Linked DNA regions of Homo sapiens: regions 1 and 3 are each linked to region 2. A link is a loop called in an ENCODE intact Hi-C map of the cell type or tissue named here. Cell type or tissue: PC-9. All regions are shown on one strand.

Region 1 (2,500 bases), 970 kb before region 2:
CACTAACAGCTACTGAAAACCACAGTTAATTTTTCCAGAAAGAGGAATTTTGCCATTGCTCCTCCAGATCTTACTTTGATGTGGAAGGATCCAAAAGTATCCCCAAAGTAAGAGTCAATCTAATTATATCTGGAGTACAAATTCACTGCTTCACTTCTGCCTAGCAAAGCAGCCAGAGATCTTTATGCCCAGTGAAATAAATTTTTAACAGACTTGCTATAATGTGTCAAAGTTTCCTGAATAAAGTTGAGCGAGTAAGCATGGCTTTTAAGATCTTTCAACGTGATGGACAAGAAAATATCCACGTAGAGAGAAGTAGGGCTGCTTATTGCAATTAGCCACATTATTGCATCTGGAAAATCCTCTCCAAGGAGGATCAGAGGTCCTGGCATCACACATTTAAATTAATATAAAAGAGGTGCTTTGCATTAGCCAAGGAAAAGTTGAGAGTTTTCTGATTTGGCCACTGTACTCTTGAAAAAGGTAGTTCATTTCATATCTAAAGTAGCCAGAGATAGCTTCAACAATTGCCAGCTACCAGTTATAAATAGCTTTCCTCTCTGAAACAAAGCCTCATCTTTCAAATTGCTTCTTTCTTAAGGAAAAAGAAAAACCCTGAGATTCTTTCAGCACTCGCCAGCTGTTCCAGATGTTATGATTCCACATCTAGGGCCACGTTCTGAACTAAAAATATATACATGAGCTTGACTTCCAACTTCTTCACTAAAGTAACATCATAAATTATCTTATTTGTCCCTTTGTTATGTTCCAGAAGTGTTGGTAAGTAGTTTTTAAGGGGAGAGAGAATTTGATCCTCATTTTTTCCGTGAAACCTCTTATGACAAATAGTAAATTTCACTCATAAGATTGTAACCTAGTCCATTAGAGTGTAGTCCAGACTTCTTTTTACTTATAATGAAAAGTAAAAAAATATCCTATTGTTATCATAATCATAAAAACAAGAGAAAATAAATAAATTGGATAACAGAAACTTTTGAAAGTGGGACTTAAAATAATTTGATTAGAGACAGATCTTGGTGGTAGTCTGAAAAGACTTGGATGTTTCCAGAGCCCGTGGAATCAAACAGTTCCTACTACGGCCACCAGATGGCCCTATGAGACCGGAGCTTTTCGTGTAGATGCTGGCGGTGGTAGTGGTAGTGGTGGCAGTAACTATGGTTTCAGGATGGGTTGGGACTCAGGCAGAAAGCAGCAACCGCCCAGCCTTCACGTTGGCTGCATCTCCTCCAACAGTTCTCCATCTCAAACATTCACCAGTTAGTGTGACATTTTAAAAATGGAACTTGGATGATCACATTTTCTTGCTCAAAACTCTCGAATGGTTTCTCAGTATGTGTAGAATAAATTCCAGACTCCTTACTCTGGTTTACAAGGCCCTACATGATCTGGTACATAGCTACTGTTCTGACCTTATTGCGGCCCACTCTTCCTCTAATCTTTTTTTAAGACGGACTCTCGCTCTGTCGCCAAGCTGGAGTGCAGTGGCGCGATCTCGGCTCACTGCAACCTCCACCTCCTGGGCTCAAGCGATTCTCCTGCTTCAGCCTCCTGAGTCGCTAGGACTACAGGCATGTGCCTCCACACCCGACTAATTTGTGTATTTTTGGTGGAGACAGGGTTTCACCATGATGACCAGGCTGGTCTGGAATTCCTGACCTCAGGTGATCCGCCTGACTCAGACTCCTAAGGTGCTGGGATGACAGGCGTGAGCCACCGCGCCCGGCCGTCCCCCGTTAATCTTACTCCAGCCACACAGCCTTTTCGTATTTCTATTTATTTATTTACTTTAAGTTCTGGGATACATGTGCAGAACCTTTTTGTATTTCTTGAAGGGGCAAAGCTCCTTCAGAGCTTGTGCATTAATTGTCTCATTTGCCTCAGATGCTCTTATTCATATCACCAAATGGCTCAGATCTTATCCTTCAGCCCTCAACTCAACATCCATGTAGAGTAAAGCCATCCAATCCAAAGCATTAACTCAGCTGCTTCCCAATCTATCACTTTAGTTTTCTGACTAAGCCTTAATCGTGATTTCTTTCTTCCTTCCCTTACTTTCTTTCCCCTTCTTTTCTCTTTTCCTTTTTTCCTTTCCTCCCTCCCTCCCTTCCTTTCTCTTCCTCTTTCTTTCTTTCGCTTTCCTCCCTCCGTCCCTCCCTCTCTCCCTCCTTTCTTCCCTCCTTCCCTTCCCTTCCTTCCTTCCCTCCTTTCCTTCCTTCCTTCCTTCCTTCCTTCCTTCCTTCCTTCATCTTCCTATTTACTTATCTAATGTATGATCTATGTATTATCAGTTTATCTCCACTGGAATGTAAACAGCATGAGAGCAGGATTTTTTTTTTTTTAAAGTTCATTGTTATTTATCTCATCATTAGGACCATGGCTGTTCTTGTATAGAGAATGAATAAATGGATGTTTGAGATATTTGTAAGTTAGGCATTTATAGTACAAGTATGGTACATCCACAGATTACTAGCATTTGGAT
Region 2 (2,500 bases):
AAACATCAGACTATTCTTGATGCTGTTTAATATCTTCAGATTCTTTGGATAGCAGGAGTTATATTAGATCCCTAGAAAACATTTATTTAATGTCGAATGGAATATTTTTACCCTAATTTTATAATAATAATATTTCTAATAGTCATTCATAAGCACTTAAAGTAACATTTATTTTCATATTTCATGAAGTAAGGTATAGTGCATATCCTGGAAGAAACAGATTACTAAAGAATCTTGAGGCATAGTAATGTCTGTTACAACTGACATTTTACACGATGACTATCAAAACATTAAAGTACTTAACAACTGACCACCAATAATATTAAAATACATGTTTCTAGCACATTTATTAAGATTGTTTTGGACTGTATTTGTTTTTGAGGTACCAATACTAGCAAGATAATGTTAAAGTGTATATTTTAGACATGTTAAAACTGGTCCTCTGTCATCAAACTGCTCTGTAAGCAAAATGCATATATGCAGGTGCGTAAAAAAACTCCAAGACATTTTTTTTAATTAAAAAAAATCAAAACATTAGGCAGACTCTTTTTGAAATAAAAAATAAAACAAATATCTACTTCTAGGAGCTATATTCTGTAGGTATTCTAGCAAAACAAATCCTCAAATGAAAATACTTCAAATTAAATAGCTATTAACTAGAAAAATAGTGGGGTGTACACCTAACTTTTACCTCTTAGAGGTTAATTTCTTTATCAATTGTTACCTCTTTCATTTTGATATAAGTAAAGTAAATTATTTATAAAAAGTTATAATGCATGAAAAGGAAAATATTGATTTCAAATGAAAAATAAACAGAAAAAAAATCTTTTACTTCCACGCTTTGGATACAATTTTAAAGCAGGTAAGAAATGAAGAGAAGAAATTTGGGATTTTATTTTTTGGTCATAAACAGGATAGTTAATGATTTCCACCAAGGTTTCGACTTACTTGAAAATCAAATGATCTGATATCCAGGTGATCTCTGGAAAGCATGTGAACATTGTGTTTCTGTCTTTTGTTTGCACTGGAATGCCAAATCTGCAATACAACTAGTTAGAAGGTTTGACCACCCGACGACCACACAAAGTCTAAGTGGAGAGTGCTGAGAGGTGATTCACCCTCCTTCTCTGCCTGGTCAGCCCGCTGAAACCCTCCAGCCATTAAACCGCTCTTAACACTAGGGAGCACACTTTCCCCAGGAATTATCCTGGGGAAGTCAGAGACAGGAGGCTTCCCTTGTGCAAGTCAGCATCAGGCCCCGTGCCAGCCCGTGCTCCGCTGTAGAGAATGACAAGTCACACAAATATGACAGTGCTAATGGTAAACAATGACAGTTCTGTCAGGAATCTGAGAGGCTTTTCATACTTCTGCATGTGCCGAAAGAGAAGCAGAGCTATTTTATTTGTGGCATATAAAAATGACGGCATGAACTCTTCACCCCCTTTTTTTTCCCCTTTAAACAAATCAAAATTAGAAGAGTGTTAGCAGCTTTATGGTTTGGGAACAGAAAGCAGGAGGCTTTAGACATGTGAAAATTCTTCTAAAAATTTCCCTAACTAAAAATTCGAACATATAGTAGTTTTAAAAAAATTACTTAAATGACCTTAGATTTGTGATATCTTAACATAAAGCTTTCTTGCATTCTCAAGGGCATGCTAATGTCATCTAGAGGGCATGGAACCAATAGCCACACACCAGAGGCTGTTAGACAGGATACACCCCATGTAAACATAGATGAGGCATGCTCTGACAAGGCTACAGTAGAAGGAGGCCACGTGATCATTGGATCACCCGCAATGTTACATCCATCAGATTTTCCACTGAGTTCGTTCAAAAGTGTGTTATATATTTACGGTGTGGAAAACACTGCCTGAACTATTTGAGACATAAAAAGAATGAGGCAAGAGCTTTGCTTTAAGGAGCTCTGGGTAAAGATGAACACCTGCAATGTCTGCTATACGAAAACACAAAGTACCGTACGATCAAGAGATACAGACAAAGTACTTCGTTTGTTTGGGGTGTCATGCTAGGTATTGCGGGGATAAGAAGACAAAGAAGATAGGGACATACACTGCAGCGAACTCAGAGTCTAAGGAAAGACATAAGACATGTATAGATAAAAGACACTTTTATTAAAAAGAAGAAAGCACAATACAATCAATGAGACACGAAGAGAAAAGAGGAAGCAGTGATACTGATATCAGTAATTATGAAGTGCTTAAACTCTGAGAGCAACCATGTAAGCTGTTGACAGAAATGATCTCATATCTCCCAAACAATGGACTTTATAGATAAGAAAGTTAAAGATGAGAGAGGTGGCTGGCAAGTTATAGAGTGAAGATTCAGGCACACATTTAAGCACAAAGATGTCTTTGTTAACGACCACATAACTATTTGCTTCAGTGAGCTCCTTTTATTTTGTTTGTCTAAAATTTCTTTCCCTTTTTCTGGCGAAAGCCTTTGTGGGGTGTAGCTCTGATGGATGTCAATTATGGTGAGA
Region 3 (2,500 bases), 690 kb before region 2:
TGGTCATTCTGACTATGGACCTCACAATCACTGGAATCGGATGACAAAAGAATGTTGTCAAAGAACATTAATCATTGCATGGGTTGCAATTCGTGATTAGCTGGATTTGCATAAAAGAATGTAGAGGCCTTGAACCACAAAAGCGAAAATGTGTATCCAAGAAATAGTGGTGGCCATCATTCCAGTGAGAGCATGTTCATAACTCACTGCTGCAGAAGAAATGATCAAAAAGTGGTCCAGGGGCCCCGGGTTCTCTGTGTTAAAAATATTTCTCAAGAAAAACTGCATGTGTACCTTCAAAAATAAAGCTAATATTGAAATACCCTTTCTAATGGAATTATTTTTTTGATGCTCAAGAAGTCATGAATAATATTTAAAAAGCAGAAAACACACTTCTTTATAATCTTTGCAAATCCAGTTTAATGTTAAGCTCCCCTTAAGCTCTATTTACAAAGAATTGTACCAGTTTTCACCTTGATATGGTGGATTTACTTTCACTATGCAATTGGAAAATTGACTTTTGTACTCCTGAGGGTATTTTTAAAAGTAAATTGGATTTCTTAAGTTCATTATTTTTTAATAAAATGCATAGTTAATGGTATTAAACTTCTACACCTACTACATTTTATTCTTGTTTGAAGTATATGTGGGTTTGTGAACTGGCTTATAGGAAAGATCAATCGGAAAACACTTTAAAATTAGAATTCTTAGTATGCCAGGTTCACATTTTCCAGTAGGGGGCAAGAAAGTACTATATATGAAATCCAGAAATCACTTTCTTTTTCTGTACCTTTGCAAACAAATTAAGTTCCCGAATTGTGAAATGCTAAGTGTGATAGGAAAAAGGATATTCAAATCTATTAAATATAATCTCTTTCTTATGTCAGAGGGCTATTAAGCATGATATTTAACTGCTCAGTGAATCTCTCTGGGAGAGAGAAATGAATTTGGGAAAGGCCAAGAGAATGGGATGTGACACTTTGGCCAAAGTGTCTTGTCAGCACTCCAGCGCTGACTAGAACTCAGCCATGTTGCCCAACCTCCATGAATAACCCCCCAAAAGACCTCCCCAAACCAACCCCCCTCAAAACCATGACATGTTAATGCTTGGTATCTTATAAGACCCTTCACTTGTACTTGTTCACACACACATAGTCATTCAAGTGGCCCTAAGGAGCTGCTTTTAGTCTGTTAGAGACATAGACCACGCTACTTACTTCATTGATAATGAGCTCACACACACATTGACCAATGCAAGTGAGATAATCAATTACTCATAATTGATCCTAGCTGTGAACTTTTTGGTTATGGTTCAGGCACTCTGACATCATCTATATAGTTCTTCCAGAACAAATTTCTATATCCAACCTGGAGTTTCATACAGGACATTTTATTTTTTAAAGACTACTACTTCAAATGTATTTCCATGTTTGTTTTTCCTCTTTCCTAAGTCTGTAATTTTGATGGAGTGTTTTTTCCTTGACTCTAGTTTTTGTAGGGGAAATTGCCTATACAATCAAATCAATATGCCACATGATGCATTTGGTATAAATAAATATAGTAAAAATGTTTGGAAAATCCTCAATTGTGTGTGTCAAGTATGGTATTGGCAATCATTTTGGTATATCATAACATATCTTAAAGGAAACAGAATGCCATTTGTCATAACCTTACCATTTTCCTTGGTTTGTGTAATGCTTATTAGCTACAGAAGTCAATAGCTTCCACATGAACAGGTTATGTTTACTTGGTTACTTGAAAAACAGATGCCTGTTTGAACATAAACTGAGAGACTTAGGGGAAGACATTTAAGGTTCAATGATGTAAAGACTGTGCTAAAGTTGTCTGAATCAGGTAAATGGCTTCCCAAAAGACGGTGTTACATTTTATAATCTCTTTCTTGAGAATAAACTTGCTTTGTTTATAAGACATTGTATGATTTACATAGTCACTAAAATGGAATATTAAACTCAACTTCCTTTCAGAAGCAAATTCTTTTAGTGTGCTTGTTTCATTTGGATGGAAACTTAGGAGATCCAATTTAGGTAAAAAGGTGCTTGGCTTATTGAGTAATGGTAAATATCCCTGACTTCTTATGCAGCTTCTAAGAGCAGGCAGGGAACATTCAGACAAAGCAAAGGAGTAGTTTATGTGCATGTGGGGGTTTCTTAGATTTTTGTGGAAACTCAATTGTCTACTTTTGTCCTGCTTGCTTTAATTTCTAGGCATTTGTTTTGTTTTATTATCTCTTTTCCAGACACGACTTTGATCAGCTCATAGGAAGTCATCTGTAGCAGGGTCATATTAAAATCCTTCTCATCAGCCACCAGCAGAGCTGTTTTTCTCTGTGACTTATATTTACGATACTTTTTTCTTGCCAGTTAGAGACATAAGATATATGGGTATAGGGAAGAGACACAAGAACTGTTCTGTTTATTTTAGTCAAAATACTGCTCATATAAATGAGAGGGCAAATGAAGTGGCTTTCTCACAGAGGTCT

Evidence for each region. Peaks named below come from ENCODE experiments on the same cell type or tissue, not always from the same donor. Only the 100,000 strongest peaks of a DNase experiment are listed, where the experiment ranks them.
Region 1: a loop joins it to region 2, with 9 times the contacts of the local background. A loop is called at or near these places in 7 of 110 quality-filtered maps.
Region 3: it touches region 2 in a loop (5-fold over the local background); 6 of 110 quality-filtered maps call a loop at or near these places.

What each region holds. Positions count from the first base shown.
Region 1 is chr13:102,915,077-102,917,576 of GRCh38, forward strand. No RefSeq gene overlaps it. Among named protein-coding and RNA genes, the nearest start is that of ERCC5, 70 kb to the left of the region's middle. RefSeq lists an enhancer at 1,273-1,382. In PC-9, a CTCF peak has its summit at 1,088 (motif pointing right); DNase peaks (open chromatin) are centred at 1,175 and 1,665; H3K4me3 peaks cover 533 bases; H3K27ac peaks cover 499 bases.
Region 2 is chr13:103,882,080-103,884,579 of GRCh38, forward strand. No RefSeq gene overlaps it. Among named protein-coding and RNA genes, the nearest start is that of LINC01309, 460 kb to the left of the region's middle. In PC-9, CTCF peaks have their summits at 1,172 and 1,371; a DNase peak (open chromatin) is centred at 1,282; H3K27ac peaks cover 450 bases.
Region 3 is chr13:103,188,154-103,190,653 of GRCh38, forward strand. No RefSeq gene overlaps it. Among named protein-coding and RNA genes, the nearest start is that of SLC10A2, 120 kb to the left of the region's middle. In PC-9, CTCF peaks have their summits at 750 (motif pointing right) and 950; a DNase peak (open chromatin) is centred at 808.